Linked DNA regions of Homo sapiens: region 1 is linked to region 2. Evidence: chromatin loops called from intact Hi-C (ENCODE). Cell type or tissue: heart left ventricle. All regions are shown on one strand. Each heading gives the region's core, and the rest is flanking DNA. Links, peaks and the distances in the headings are about the cores only.

What was found. Hi-C counts contacts between places; a loop is a spot of excess contacts. Peaks named below come from ENCODE experiments on the same cell type or tissue, not always from the same donor. Only the 100,000 strongest peaks of a DNase experiment are listed, where the experiment ranks them.
Region 1: it touches region 2 in a loop (4-fold over the local background); 2 of 110 quality-filtered maps call a loop at or near these places.

Annotation. Positions count from the first base shown.
Region 1 is chr15:96,090,934-96,099,277 of GRCh38, reverse strand. The region is part of intron 1 of LOC112268156 (a long non-coding RNA gene); the gene reads right to left. All of the region lies in intron 6 of LOC105369212 (a long non-coding RNA gene), which reads left to right. Among named protein-coding and RNA genes, the nearest start is that of NR2F2-AS1, 230 kb to the left of the region's middle. In heart left ventricle, for the core only: no CTCF peak of the experiment used is centred there; no DNase peak of the experiment used is centred there.
Region 2 is chr15:96,156,473-96,164,816 of GRCh38, reverse strand. The region is part of intron 3 of NR2F2-AS1 (NR2F2 antisense RNA 1); the gene reads left to right. All of the region lies in intron 1 of LOC112268156 (a long non-coding RNA gene), which reads right to left. Among named protein-coding and RNA genes, the nearest start is that of NR2F2-AS1, 170 kb to the left of the region's middle. In heart left ventricle, for the core only: no CTCF peak of the experiment used is centred there; a DNase peak (open chromatin) is centred at 4,316; H3K27ac peaks cover 594 bases.

The DNA of each region.
Region 1 (8,344 bases), core at 122-8,121, 65 kb after region 2:
GAGGTAAGGGGTCATGGCAGGAATTAGAAAACAAGTGAAAGCCACTTTTTATTAAGTAGGCACTAAATATAGAGGGGTGAAATCAAAGATTCCAGGGATGCTATGCTTGCACACCAGGTCTGCCATTCTAGCCCCGTGCTTTGTGTATGTCATAGTGTGTAGTTCAACGAAGACCAGTCCTTTGAAGAACTCACAGGGTAAAAGGCAGGAGCTCTAAAATGCAAGGCGTTTTCTTGTTTAAAGTTTCTGGTCAATATGCCTGAGTATCTAAGGGATGGCCAAGGGTATTGGCATAGGAGTAGAAGTGGAGGAGGTAAAAGAAGATGGAATGGTTTCAAGAAGTTATAGGCAGTCAGGGGACTCCTACCTGAATCCCAGAAGGTTGTCAGATGTTGCCTTAAGGGCATTTTATTTTAGTTATAGGTTTGGAAGAGTCATTTTAGCGTTGTTTCAACTTTTCTGGGGGGTGTGAGGAATAGGGAGACATGGGGAAATAGAAAAAGCTAAGGAATCAGAGCTTCACTGTTTTTTCTTTTTATTTTTTTTAAAGACACATTTTTCTCTTTTTCCAAATTAATGTATATTTGAAAACTTTGGCTTCTGGGTGGATCCCTCTGGATCTTGTCTAATGAGCATCCATGTATTTGAAGTGGTATCAGCATGCACACACCTTATGCTCTGCCTTTTGTTTTACTGCATGCTAGTTCATATATTCTGCATGTCAATATTGTTCAGTACTAGTCATTTTTAATAGCTATCTGTGTTGTGGCTAGTTAAGCTACTACATTTGAGTTGTCCTGTGCCTAAATTTTTACAGTTGATGATCTTTCTGATTTTAAAGATTGTATAAACTTACATAATGTAATGTAAAGTGTTTGCGTTGGTGTCTAAATTAGATGCTGGCTAAGGGTTGCCCTCTTTTCTTTCCTTTTGGTTCCCAATTGGATGCAGCCCCCAAACTTTGAGATTTCTGACTCCCAGCGCTCATCTCCAAAACCATCAATCCCAAGAAGGTGATTTTCATATAATAATTTTCTGCTCATAGTTTTAACCTCTTTTGGTGCGTTTCTATTATTTCTTTGTCCTTACTGGTGGTTACACCAGCTCCCAGTTTAATATCATTTGCACATTTCATTAATATGTGGCTTACTCTCTCTTTGAGATCCTTAATAAAGATGTTAAATTAGATTGTATCTGACATTGACCCCTGGGGCACTGCAATACTTTAACGATATCCCGTTTTCCTGTCTACAGTCTATAGAGTTCTTGCAGAATGTGCAAGGAGCAGCTTCAACCTGGGATAAATCTTCAATTTTAATTCTAAAGCAGAAGTCAAGTCATGTGGTTGGGGATAACTTGACATTGCCAGAACATACTTGTAGCTGCTAGGAAGTCATATTTTAGCAATTAAGTACAGGTTTGCCAGAATTCTATGTCAGATTGCCAATCTGCTGACAATTACAAGAGATAGTCTCTCTGTCCTGCTTACTGTATTTCAGTCAAACTGAGAAGGGTCTTGTCTTAAAAAAAAAAAATGAAACTAGGCTTTTTTATTTTAAGGCTTGCAATCACCTTTCACCAGGTTTTAAACAGCAGGCTTCTTCTGTGTTTCAAAGCAGATTTGTTAAAGGAATGGTTGTACCAATTCACCAACGTAGGCAGAATTCAGGGAAGCACACCAAGTGCCCCACTGAGAGTCCAGACGTGAAAGCCACTTTCAAATTTCAAGAATTTACAGCAAGTTCTTTTTTCAAATTGGAAACATTTATTTTTTTCTAAATAGCAAAGGTATAATACCCTATGATATTTTTGGCACAGAATTTAACTGTCTCATCATATTTGATTTAATCAGAGAAATCTATATATTTATATCAGATGCAAAATTTTTTCAAGTGAATTGAAGAATAATATCTTAAAAAATTAGGTTGCATTATCAAGTAAACTACAATGTCTATGAAATGCAATTGACTATGGTTAAATGAAATGTATTCTTTAATCATATACCTGTAAAGTCTTCTAAGTCCCTCCAAATTATCAACTATCTTAAACGTCACATGTTAGACATTCTCATCAATTTCTCTTGTTCTGCCTTAAAGTAAACTTCGTTAGCTTTGCAAAGATTTTGATCTCATCTTGGACATACATATTAAGACAATTCCTTAGATTTTAACAGAAAGAGAATGATTAAAGGAACACATATAACCAGAACTTGAAACTGGCCCAGTAAATACAATTTTTTTTTTTGGAACTGTAAGCATGACTAAAAGTGCATTTTGGCATCAAACGCAGAAGGTTGTGTACGTTCTACAAGGTGATGGAGGAAAGACGCGCATGTGGGGGTCCTCCCTTCCAAAGGGTTTTTTCACATGTGTATGATTCATTGTGTCTTGGAAAATACAGTTTCACCCAACTGGTTCCTTGTATTTGGGAACCTGAATTCTGAAGCACCCGAGTGAAATTCTCAATGTCGCCTCTACTCTCTCATTGCCCTACCCAACTCCACGAAGAATGACTGACCCCACCCACTTTAAGAAGTAAACAATGATTTGGGCAGTTCAGCCAAGAAACCAAAACAGATTAATCTCTGTGTGTAATGAAATGTTTAAATTAGTAGTGTTCGATTGGGTTGAGATTTGGTGGTAGAATTTAGATAGTTCCCTCAATTCCTGGCTTCTATTTTGGGTGAACAATAGGATATCAGAACATTATGTTATACTCTCCTGACCTCAAGGATCTAATAGTTTAACGGGCAAGATAAGGGTTGTGTAAGGAGGAGTTAGAATCAGATGAGATGATGCACAGTTTGATGCAAAAGCAAAACAGAGAAGGAGGCAATCAGTGTGAGAGGAGTTACTATTTCCGAGGCCTGGCCTTTGGCGCTCGGGTCTCCTCCTCTTATACCCTTTTGCTGCTTTGAAATCTGTTTATTTGTCTAGCGTCTTTTCCCTTGAGCTTTGAGTTCTTTTATCCAACTGCCTACTAAACAATGCCACCTTAAAACCCAGGAAGCCCACAGGGCCAACCTGGTGGTGGACCTTTCTCTTTTACTCTGTGCCGTGCTTAACACACTTCCTGGAGTAATCCAGCTTCAGTGTGGTATACTCAAACCAGTCGTCCTGCAAACGTAGCTGTAGATGTTCTGGCTTCCGTATACTGCTGAATCTTTAGCCAATTAATTTTGCCAAAGCACTTTTGATGAAGTTTGTAATACAAGGTAGACATTGACAGCTGTTCTAGAACCACTCCAAGCATCATCATGCTCTGTTGATCTCACTCATTCCACCTCGCAAAAATGAGATGTTCCTGCTGTAACTTCTTCATTCTTCCTTCTCTGCAAGAACAAATGCCAGGCCCAAATGTTTCCTTCTTGTTTCTAGAGGTGGAGAAACACTTTGTACACCAAGTCCTGGGGAAACAATGAGTAGATCTAGCCTCTTACCCAGCATATGGGTCAGAGAATGGGAAGAACCAAAGCGAGAGCAGCAGAGAGAAGCCTTCTTCTATTTTCCTATAAACCATGGCTGACTTTCTTCCTTCAAGTGGTGTTTGCTCACTTGTCATAACTGAGCAGACTATCATAAGCCGTATTTTTCTCAGATCTCCTGTTTATACTACTTCAATGCTAGAATAGGTACTTGTAGTTAAGGTTTGGTATATAATAAGTTATTTTATGTGGGGAGTATAATGTGGTTCTAATAGTCTATTTAGCCTGCTTTTTAGAATGGATAGTGTTGCTACTATTTAAATGTTATTCTAGTCCTTGAGCCAAAATGCTTATTAAAGTATGCAAACATAACTTATCCAGAGAATTCCTTAGACAACCAATAGACACACATTGAAGAGAAAAACATTGTTAAATTACTATTTTCTTAAGTTTTTTGGTTCACAACCTACCTAACTAACATCTTTCAGCTTGGAATTAGAATGAAATGCAAAGTGTGGCATTGATTTTGAATGCGTGCTGTGGCGGACAGAGACCCATGATAGAAATAGAATAGAATTCTGCACACACATATGAATGCACCCCAAGCATATGGGCATGTGGATGTATCAACCACTCTCCTGCACGTCTCTCCTTTGGCAAGGAACTGAATCTTGGCATCTTAGTTTCTACAGTTGTTTAATGGGCTTTATTGCACTTGATTTGTCTACCTCATAGAGTTTCTTTGTTAATCATCTATAAAAAATGCAAGTCAGGCCAGGCCGGTGGCTCACGCCTGTAATCCCAGCACATTGGGTGGCCGAGGAGAGTGGATCACCTGAGATCGGGAGTTTGAGACCAGCCTGACCAACATGGAGAAACCCCGTCTCTACTAAAAATACAAAAAAATTAGCCGGGCTTGGTGGCGCATGCCTGTAATCCCAGCTACTCGGGAGGCTGAGGCAGGAGAATTGCTTGAACCCAGGAGGTCGAGGTTGCAGTGAGCCGAGATCGTGCCAATGCGCTCCAGCCTGGGCAACAAGAGTGAAACTCCGTCTCAAAAAAAAAAAGGCAAGTCAGGTTGTGTCACTCTCCTTTGTTGAAGCTTTCCCTGAATCTTTTTTGTGGCTTTCTGTGAGTCTTTGAACAAACAAACATATCCTTACGATGACTTCAGGGCAGCACATGATCTGGCCCTGTTTCTCTCACTAGCCTCCTCCTTAATAACTCCTCTTGGTAATGACTTCTTTTTAGCCCCCACTGGCTTTCTTTTAAAACCTTGAATTCACCTTAGCATACCTTTCTGAGAGAGGCCTTCTGACACCTGACATCCGGAGCTAGGTTCCAATCCTCTGTCGTGCTGGGTCCACACCCCTACCATTCTGCACTAGGTTTGGTCTTGTCTGACATATGTTTGAAGAGCCCCTGAATGCCTCCTTCACCAGACTCATCTCAGTCGTGAGCAACTTAATTCTTTATCTGATTAGATGGTATTAGATTAAGACTGATCTTTTCTTCAGACTCTCATCCCCATCAGGGAAGGGCTGAGCTCTGACTTGTTGACACAGCCCTCCAGAACCCAGTAGACTACCAGACATGGAACATTTCGTAGGTGAATGAAGGAAGAGAATAAGATGATGCCAGTGATACCCAGTGTAAAACGGCAAACACCACTTACATGTAAAATATTAATTTCATGTGTTTGAACTGATCAATCACAGAAGCAAACACATATATGCCATTTTTGTAAACACTTTTACAAGTAGAGATTAACCCGTGGGCCAGCAGGAAGACTCTCTCAGGCAAGAGGTTAAGGAATTGTAGCACAATTCCCCATGGTTTTGGAATTTGATGTCTTTTTAACGGAAGTGCCTCAGTGTTCTATTTCCAAGGAAACTCATCAATCATAAGTGCCAGAAATGAAACATTTATTAACAAAAAAGAAATTCAGGTAATATGTATATTTGCTATTTCAGTCGTCGTGTTTCTTATTTCGAGGACAAATGCCTTCTCCAACTCTGTATTAACATTTTAAAATAATATTCATTTGCATTTTACTTCTTGATAGCACTTAACATCTGAAGGATTAGGAAGGAATTGTTCTAGCTGATAAGTATTGAATTAAACTTGGAGAAACATTTTTTATCTGATGACCTTCATCATGGTGAATCTGTTTAGGTTTTAGTGCAAATCAAATTTTTCAAAGTACTCTAGAGAGAGGTAAGAAGATAGGGTTTTTATCTCTGTAATAAATTTTGGATTTTAAAGACTTGTTTAAGACTTATTTGGCATAAGTCAGTTTAAAACTCAGTCTTTACATTTTCTTTAAAAAGGAATATTCAGTAAACCATTATGATTCTGAAGCAGAATAAAATTTGTTTAAATTCATAGATGAAAGTTGGTTTTGTAAGACTGTAGTTTTCTTTCTGAAAACATCCATTATAGGGCTATCTCATTGGAAAATTGAATTAAAAACAACCTTTCCCATTATATCTAAACATACACATAAAGTTGTTTGTTTGCACAGCATGACAATGGAAAAATAAAATGAAGCATTCTGAGCTAAATGTTTGGAGGTGATATCACTCTTTGAGAATTTACAGCTCAAGTTTAGGGCTGTTCTACAGGAAAGCCATGTGTTTTACAGACAAGACCATTTTTTTCCTTAATAGGTGGTCAGTTTCTGCAACAAGTAAACCAGAACGATTTTAGAGGTAAACAGAGAAGATAAGAAAGAGGGTGTCCATGTATTTTTTTTTCCTTCCGTAAAGTTCAGATCATGCATCATCTCTAATGAGCTTGATAAAGCATAGCAAGGCAAATGTGCCATAATTCATCATGTTTTCCATTTCAAAAGTGACAGGCAACCTACAGGAAAAAAAGTCTTTATTTTGTAACAATAAAAAAAGGAGGTGAGATAATCACATTTGAAATAACATCTGCAAAGGAACTCTTAAAGTCCACATCGAATATGAAAAATTGTCTTATATTGGGGTTTGTTTGGTTGACATGATGCCAAAAATTACCATGAGTGCCTGTAAGCAAAATGTTTGCTTTTAGTATTTAATCCAAATCTAGTAGAAAAAATTTAAAAATCTTTAAAAATTTTGACAGAGAATGTGCTCTTATTGTGAGAAATGGCAATACTTGGACTTGTTAGAAAGTTTCCATTAGCTTTCACTCAATAATGTTAAACATTACAGCACAAAATGTCAAAAGGTTTAGATCAAATTTATTCTGCAAAAAACCATAATGTGCTTATAGTAATTTTCTGAATGTTTGCCTATTTCTAAAAATGGCTCAACAAAATAGCATCTCAAAAATGCATCTCTTTTTGGTCCAACCATTTTCTTTGGAAATCAATCACATTTTCTTATACCATGGACCTGAGTATCTTAGACCTCACACAGAGACAAGAAGAGTTGGGAACCAACTCAATATATAGGATATAATCACATCTTTAATGCCTCAAGTCATTCTGCCTTATCTGCAAGTAAGTGAGGGAGGATGGAACATGGTTTGGTCACTGTAAGAAAAATAAAAGCTACTATCAAAAAGAAACGTTAATTTTTTGCAGTGTCTCAGAACTACAAACACACATTTAATCACAAAATATGTCACTTTTTCTAATAACTCAAGAAGTCAATTTGTCTTTACTAAGAATTTTAAGCATCATGTTTATTTAAAGTTCTAATCTGTGAAGTAATGAAGAAATAACAGGAATGGTATGTGGGATAGTAACTTTTTCTGTTTAGAATATAAGAAGTGTATTTACACAAAGACTTAAAATATAGAAACACATTTGGTTCTAAATAATTACAATTAATGAAGACCCTGAATCTTCATATTGAGGTACCGAGGTCAAAGGCTCTGCGGTTAAGTTGGAAGCTGTTCTTTATAACTTTCTTTGCACATTAGAACGCATAATATTTGGTAGATTTAGAGAAAAAAGTCTGGTGGGACTTAGAATCACTGAGTTTATATAGTATGACTAGATGTATACTTGCAGAGCAAATTCCATCATTGTTATATCCTTATGTATAAAACAATATCTTTTATATGTAACAATATATTTTATTTTATACTTATGAATATTAAATATTCTGTTTAATAACATTCCAGTTATAACAGCTCAATTTACTTGCCACTGAGTTATTAATATGCCACGGCATAGCAAACTTTTTTTTCTTTGGGTACTCAAGAGCTTCTTTTTATTATTGTCTTTGAGCTTTTTAACAGAAGAGAAAGAAAAAATATGATTATTGGCCAGATGCAGTGGCTCACACCAGTAATCCCAGCACTTTGGGAGGCCAAGGCGGGTGGATCACTTGAGCCCAGGAGTTGGAGACCAGCTGGGGAAACATGGTGAAACTCCATCTCCGCAAAATACACAAATATTAGCCGAGTGTGGTGGGGTGTGCCTGAGTCCCAGCTACTCGGGAGGCTGAGGTGGGAGGATTGCTTGAGCCCCAGAGGCAGAGGTTGCAGTGAGTCGAGATCACACCACCGCACCTCAGCCTGGGCAACAGAGCAAGACCCTGTCTCAAAAAAAAGGGAAAATATGATTATTTAAATTCATCTAGTCAACCCAAACTTTTTCTATATAATGAAACAGCATATTGAATTTTCCTCTCAAAAGTTTATTCATTTTTGTTATTCCCCCAAATAGCATTCCTTTAAGGACGATGGCATTTGCTTCCTTCTTCCCTGCTCTCTCAAATAGAGGTGGTTGAAAGTCCTTCCAGAATTCCCTTTCTTGTTTCTCCTACTACTTTAGGATCACCACAGATGATGAAGATGGAAAAGCTTCTCTAAAACATGGGCTCATTGTTGAAAATGATAGGTTTTACTCAAGGGGACTAATCAGTAATATGCCAGCCTCATATCAGGGACTGGGGACATTTTCTGTCATTGCAGACTCTC
Region 2 (8,344 bases), core at 164-8,163:
ATCAAATTTAGAAATAAACATTCAGATATGGAAGGCCTAACAAGGCTGTTCTCAAAGTAGACAAAGGAATACTTAGAATCTTATTGAACCTCTTTGGGACCAGCTGGACACGATCATTGCTCCGGTCCTCTAGAGCTCTAACATTCTTTGAATCAATAATAGCCCAGTGCCCTTTCATTTCTGGGCCCATTCATTTAGAGATAGGATAAAGTGGTCAAGAAAGCAAAATTCAGCTGTTGAGTCCAGAGGTAGTTGGAGATATAAATCAGAATATTTCTTCCTCCCAGATCAAAAAGAGAGAAGTTCTTATATCTGCTCGTGTTTGAAGCAGAGCAGCAAAAATTGTGGTGGATATAAAAATCTAGGCTTATTACAAGACCTAGGAAGCAATCTCAGGGGGATGGTCTTGCCATCAGTTACCTGAGATTATTTAATTACAAGCAACTCGTGATTACCTGTAAAGGCGAGAGATGCAGTGGAAAACTCAAACAATGCTTGTTGCAAAATCATGTACATTGGCTTGGGAATATCCCGTATGACATTCCCCCCCAGAAATTTGCCTTCCTAATTATGTTTTGCTTAGCCCAATATTAAAAATTAGTTAGTTTCCCCGGAGTAGCTCTGAAGTTAAACTGCGGAGGGAGTTGGTTCAAGAGCATGCCAATTGGAATATGGAGGATGAAACATTTTCTGGCACTAATGTGGCAAAAAATCCCAAAGTTATTTTAATCTTAAAGAAAAACATAATCTTGAGCACCTTACCAGCCTTCACATATTATCTGAAATGCTATAAACATTTGTAATGATTACATAAATGAGATTATTTTTATTTAGATATGTGTGTTTTTGCCTTAAGAATGTGTGTTCTCACTCTCATCCTTCTTGGCAGCTAAAGAAAATAATAAACCAATTTTCACAGACTCAAGCATAGTGCTCTGCACACACAATTGGGTCAGAAATATTTGTTGAATAAATAAATGCTCCTGCTTAGGAAGGGTCTCATTTTGTAGCATTGAAGACAGATTAGGCTAGATTTGGAAAGTTAGAACTAGAGGCGGATTAGAAATCTTGGATCCTTGGGCTACAACGTTGTCGTCATGGGGGGGTTCTTGATTGAATTCTCTTCTTTCTTTCCTTCTTCCTCCTTCCCTCCTTCCCTTCCTCCCTCCCTTCTTCCTTCCTTCCTTCCCTTCTTCCCTCCCTCCCTCCCTCCTTCCTTCCTTCTTTCCTTATTTTCCTTTCCCTGAATTTAAATGACTTCATAGTCTAATATTCCTAGAGCATATACAAACTTGAAAGTAGGCATATATTCCTGAAATTTATGGCTCTTATACAATTGCAAATCCAAAACAAATTTACAAATTGAATTCAAAGAAAATGACAAACTCAGCCTTCAAATTAACAACACTGACTTAATGTGATGGACAATGGTTTGCTAACGTTTAATTGCTACTCACAGCATTAATTTTGTTCCAACTGGTATGCTGATGATGTTTTGATTTTAGTATGCCTATATTTCCTTGTAATGTATAAGACAATTCCTTAACACTTTTCTGTATTTAAACTACTGCAAAACTTTGGTCCACACAGAATACTGGAACATCATTTAACCTTCACTTGGCAGAAATCCGTAATTTACTTACTTGGGGGCGGGGTCCAGGTTTTGTGGGGCATGAAGAGTATACAATTTTTAGGGCTTTTAAAAAAATATATATATATATATAATAAAAGTGAAACAAAATTGCTACGGTCCCTCCCAAGGCATTGGAAGGAATCTGCATAGGAGTCGAAGCTCAAGCTTCATTAGCTTCATGCTAAATCCATCTGTATTCATGTATCAAGCCCGTCTCTATTTTTTTCTTGTTGCTAATAAAGAAGAATGACCTGGCAACAATGAGGAGTGGCATTTTTTTAACTTTGGGAAGATCAATCTTAAATTACACATTAGTGTATTTAAAGATTATTCTCAACCTAAAAACAGAAAATTAAATATTGTCATTGATGACACAGAGACGACTGAGAAGTACCTTTTAGTTAAATTCTTTTTCCCTTGATAAATTCCAAGGAGGAGTTGCTGGAACCAAGTTTTAGAGCTCTCACCAACTTTTCTTGGTTGGATTTACAGAGGTCAAAGTTTGGAGTGCAACTAGAGAGGTTAGCAGTTCACTTTTCCCAGACCGCCTGGCTTCTCATAGCTTAATCTCTGGGCACAGCTGCTGTGAGCACACAGTCCCTGGGACTCATATCTTGCCCTGCTCCTGGCCTGATGACAAGACTGGGAGGAACTGTGGGCAGGTAAGGCCAAAGGGAACCTCAGACCAATATTTCTCTGGAGGGCAGAGGGACAAACAGAATCCAGAGGTTGGGATCTACCTTGGGGACAATGTCTCAGAGTCCAATGGTTGCAATGAGATGTGTTGTGAGTCAGAGCTAGGGAGGGAAACAGCAGGCACAGGGGATGTTGAAAGGTCAGCCAGGCAACGGAAACCAGGGGTCAGGAAGAATTCTGAGCTATGATATCAGTTGGCATGCATGGTGGGGCAGGTATTCATATCAAAATCAAGCAAGTTTCATTTTTCAGGATCCAAGATCTTCCTGCCTTCCTTTCCTGGTAGGACTCAAGGGATTCTTCCTGGGCTCATAGACACTAGGTGTGAAACCATGCAAAAGGACAGGAAATGGGTGTCACTCTTCTTTATTGAGGAGATTCTGGAATTATTTTTACCGGAGTTGATTAGAGAATAAAATGTGGTAGTCAAGATCAGACCTGTCCTCTCAGGCTCTTTTCCTTCTAAGACAGGAGAATCTTCTGAGAGGTTCCCATAGAAGAGAACCCTCACGCTGCAAGTATCCAGGATACACATTCTGATTCATGCGAGTTCTAAGAAAATCTTTATTTTGGGACATTTGAGGCTTGTCATCAAAGAACTCTAACTTTCTATCTCCCATCTATCTATCTATCTATCTATCTATCTATCTATCTATCTATCTATCTATCATCTATCTGTCTTCTTTCTATATATTTTCTATTTTCTATATATATTTCTATTCTATATATTTCTATTTTTTATATAATATATATGTGAGATATATATCACAGAGAGATGTATTCTTTTTCTCTATATATATATGTGGGAAAGTGTTTTGTAAATGGTGAAGAACTACTGTTGTTATAATCCCATTTCTGTCCAATGTAGATGCTGATTTTTATCTTGCTTGATAATTGTTTTCAGGTGAGATTATATCCGATAAATACTTTTTAAATTCCTTTTTCTTCTGTTTCCTTTCTGTTTGTTTTCTTTTTGCTTTTGTTTCTTTAGTTTTCTGGTGAAAAATGATTCCATTGGAAATTTTATATCAGAACAAGTGTTTTCAGAAAAGGAAGGGATTCTCAGATTTAAAGGAAAAAGTTTCCCTAAAAGTCAGAGCAGCTAGAGCTACTAGGAAACCCCTTTATCTAATCAATCAAGTCTTAACTATAACACACTCAACCGATGCTTGGGTAGAATATAAATTCCAAGTCACATGAGGTCTTATCAGTTATAATACTGAGAAAGAATTAGCCCCTCTGTTTTGGTAAGATGATAGCTGTGGGCTAATTCGTTTTTTCTTGATATATTTGGGGGATTTGAAAACTTAGGAAGTAAACAGGTTATTTTGTTCAGGGAACCTTTTCTGAAAGAGTTACCAGGGTTCATCTGATGCCATTAGCTTTGCCAGTAATTTCCATGATGTCAAGGGCACATGGGAGATTAAAGAGGGATTAAGACCTGCTTGCACAGTCAAAGCATCACAGTAAATTGACTTGACTTGGCAGGCTACACTTCAGGTTGGCACCTTTTCACCACCTAATCATATACAATCCAGGTTTGCAGTGTTAGCTAGGCTACTTTCACAGAGGCCAAGAAATGTTAAGCAGGCAAGGTAGGAGGTGAAAGTTGCTGGGAAGGAGTGGATGGACTTCCAGGAGAATGCTCAAGGCCAGGCTGCCACCATGAGCTGCCGAGGAGGATTAAAACATTAAGGAAAATGCTTGTTGTTGTTGTTGTTCTTTTTTCCTCAGAATCTTTCAAAAATGAATTTCATTTTCTATTTACCCTCCTTCCACCCGCTCCCAAGTTTTCCAGATATACGTTCCTCTTAAAACCTTTTTAATCGCTCAGGTTATTATCAACTCTTCTGCAAAAGGAATCAGGTTTGCCCAGGAACTTCACTGAATAAAGATGAGTTTATATCTTAAAAAGGAAACAGCTGGATGGCAAAAGCCAGGGCGGGAGGCAGCTCTTGTTTCATTAGTGAAGGGAAACTCGAGGGCCCGGAGAGAACAACTGGGCTGGCAGCCACGGCGGGGAGAAGAAAAGGAAACACACGATCATAAAGAACTAATCATGAAAAATGGAAAGTGAGAAAGAGCCAAGAACAACAAGCAATAAATAGATTTGGAAGGGGGAAAAAGATGAGGAGGAATGAAAAGCTATGCTCAGGAAAGAAGCAACAAGAGCATGTGCGTTTCATTTGAAAAAAATTAATGATTCTGAAAATCATTAAAAAGTCTTAAGGAAAATGTTTTAAGATAGCTTTTCAGACCCAGGTTTTATTTCTATGTGTTGTTTCAGAGTCTATTCCAGTGCATGAAAAAAAAAAATCATGTGGAACTAGTGGGAGAAACTTAACATACAATGTGCCTGAGTGATTGGTTTCCCTCTGCTTTTTTTTTTTTTTTAATGATTTCTGCCTGATGGTGGGGAATAGAAGCAATTAGTTTGGCTATGTAGGATCACTGATAAATCTGGGGATTCTAAGATTAACTCATACAATTCTAGTCGTAATTAGAAATATCAAATACATTTTCACCTGTGCAGTAATCACGTAATGTTCATTTATTTGTCATGAGGGGGTGATGATTCAGCACTCACAGGTATATCTTTAAATATTTTCAGACGAAATGAGCATGGATTTAAGGAGGAACTAAGAGGAAAACCGGATCCTAGTCTGTCCTTCATCTTGAAAGAGGACTATTGGTCATGTTCATATATTTTATCATGTTGAATCTGTTCATCGAAACATAGCCAATAGTCCAGGCAAGCCTAGAGAGAAGATATATGTATATATATATATATATATATATATATATATATATATATACACACACTATTTGAAGTTTCACATCAGTTACAGATAATACTTTACAAATTAAATGTTGTTGGTCTTTTATTTGGGGGATGCCTTATTAGCTTTTTAAAAATTAGTTTTTAATAGCAGCATTTGTTTAAGAAGGAAGAAAAAATGCTTGGTGGTACCTTCTGGAAGGTACATTAATCTTGTTAATGACACCACAGTTCATGGTTGGCAAAACAGGACTTTTGAATCAACCTGTATTGTGTGTGTGAATGTGTATGTGCTTGAGAAAGAAGGCCAGGGCACTAAAGATACATGAGAAGTGCATGAAGACAGGATGCAGGATTTCCTATGATTTTATGTTGTTCTTAATTAGGAAGCATATTGGCAGCAAATGCTAACATGTGTTAGGATGTTTAGCTGAAGCCAAATAAATGTTTTCTATTACAACTCTGAATTCCATGCCTGGTCGGAACCCGTGCTTTTCTGCTCATGGCTTACAAAATCCCGTTAAAAGTCATCTCAAGGGCCAATTTTCTGTTGGCTCACAGAGCAAAATGACTTTCACCACATGTTTTCCTGAAGGGTTATCTACAACTCCGGGTGGAAGTCAAAGATTGGAAGAGGATGACCTCTGATCCTGGAACTGCATTGCTTGGTGGTCAGGAGGGGTTCTTAGTAAGCAAACTCAGTTTAATCCCAGAGTCGGAAGTGGGTGTCAACAAGCCAAAGCAACATCCTTTCAGCTCTGCTGCTTTTTTGTCTTGGTGGAGGAATAGCCAATGGAAGAAGATGGAGAGTCCGGACCAAAAAAAAAAAAAAAAGATGAGGTAAAGTAGCTACACTTGTGTACATAAGGAACCATGTAAAAGTATGCTATGTATGTATGTATTTATTTATTGTTTTGAGACAGGGTCCTGCTCTGTCACCCGGGCTGGAGTGCAGCGGCAGGATCTCGGCTCACTGCAACCTTCACCTCCCGGGTTCAGATGATCCTCTCACTTCAGCTTCCTGAGTAGCTGGGACTGCAGGAAGGCCCCACCATGCCTGGCTAATTTTTGTATTTTTAGTGGAGACAGGTTGCCATGTTGCCCAGGATGGTTTCGAACTTCTGAGTTCAAGTGATCCTTCCGCCTTGGCTGGCCAAAGTGCTGGGATTAAAAGTGGGAGCCACCGGGCCCGGCCATTTTTTTCTATCCACGTCTTTTTCACTGCTGTGTCTGAGAAATTTTACACGCTCTCATATATGTAGCTGAAATGATGCAGGAGTTCCCCGGCACCAGCCGCTTGGTACTCTCATTTATTAATATCAATAAATCAATGAAGCCAGGTTGCAAGGCATTCTTAGGTATTCATTCACCATGCTAGGACCGCATTGCCTGGAGCTCTTCAGCAGTTTTTCACTGCAAGGCCTTCACACAAGCTAGTCCCTCTTTCTGGAACATTCCTCTCCACGTTTTGCACGGCCTATTCCCTCGCCTGGTTCAGATCTCTTCCCAATTGTCCTTTCTCCTCCAGCTTTCCTTGATCCCTTCATCATTCTTTCCTCTATTTGTATTTATTTATTTTTGTTCATTGTTTTCTTCCCTCCTCTAGAATGCCCATTTCAAGAACGAAGGGAATTTATTTTGTTTTCCCTGCTGTGCCTCAATGCCTAGGACAGTGTGAAGAACATAGAAGGTGCACAACTAATAATTTATTCACTGAATTAACAGGGCCAGGGTGTTTTTGTTACTTGTTACAGATGTGTGTGTAACATTTTCAAAGCCTTGGAAGTTATTAAATCACTTTCCCGCATTTTATATGCAAGACTCCTATTATTCTTAATAAGAGTCAGCTGTACATCTAGACTGCATTAAAAAATAAGCAAAACTACATTTTCCTTGGCCTTGTAAACAATCCCACATGGTATATGGGCCAAAAAAGGAAAATTAACAAAAAAGGGAGAATGTACCAAACCATATTCAGTTAGTAAAAGGGGATGTTTTTCCATATTCTTAAATGAAGATCTTTTACCCAATATATCCAGTCTCTCATAAACCATGAAATGAAGTGACTGGGTATCAGAACTAATTTTCAGAAGAAAAACTGTCATCTTTAAAGCAGTAAAATCTTCATAAAACTGTGTAAACTAATTACTGGGTTAAGTAAAATCACTGAAATATATCAGGACCTTCAAATGTCTCCAGGGCAGACATAATATAGTAATTCTCTAATAGTCACTCTGGGGAGATACTGTAATGGGCGGGATGAAGTCATTGTAATATTCTCATTTAGTTTGGGTCCTGAGACTTATAAAGAGAATACCGGTGGCAGACTGCACATACGGAAGAGATGCCTATTTATTTCACATGATACTAGCTGGCCTTTCCAGGCTGTGGATCATGAGCTCAGGGGAGCCCAATGGAGATGGGCATACTCATTTGTTCTGCAGAGAAGATATGCCGAATGTTTCTTCTCATCCCTCCTCATCAAAGAGAGTGGAAAATATTTTGTGTACAGTATTTTTTGCTTTAGGTTATTTAGAAGCCTTATGTATATTAGGTTTTTACATGTGAGCAAATAACTAAAAACAAGAGCAGGACCTACCAGAAGCTTCAACAGAACAGACAGACCATGGAAGACCTCATGTTCTTTTGAATTAGTGAAAAGCTATATAGTTTAAGTAGGTATCTTGGTAATCTAGGATAAATCACAAGGATTGGGTAAACTCAATGGAATATTGAAGGTTTATTTTATTAGGTAATTTTATATACATTTAGGCCACGTGCAGTGGCTCATGCCTGTAATCCCAGCACTTTGGGAGGCCAAGGCGAGTGGATCACTTGAGGTCAGGAGTTTAAGACCAGCCTGGTCCAACATGGTGAAACGCCATCTCTATTAAAACTACAAAATTTAGCTGGGCATGATGGCACTTGCCTGTAGTCCAGCTATGCTGGAAGCTGAGGCAGGAGAACTGCTTGAACCCAGGAGGCAGAGGTTGCAGTGAGCCAAGATCACACTACTGCCCTCCAGCCTGGGCTACTGAGTGAGACACCGTCTAAAAAAAAAAATATATATATATATATATATATGTATATATATCTGTAATGTGACATTGTTTTCTCAAACCTCAGACTAATCTTATGCTCAATATGGAAGATAATCATAACTCATCACTCTGGATTATAACTGCTTACATATGTCTTTCTTATGAGATAATGCACCTTGAAGGTAAGGACTTCAC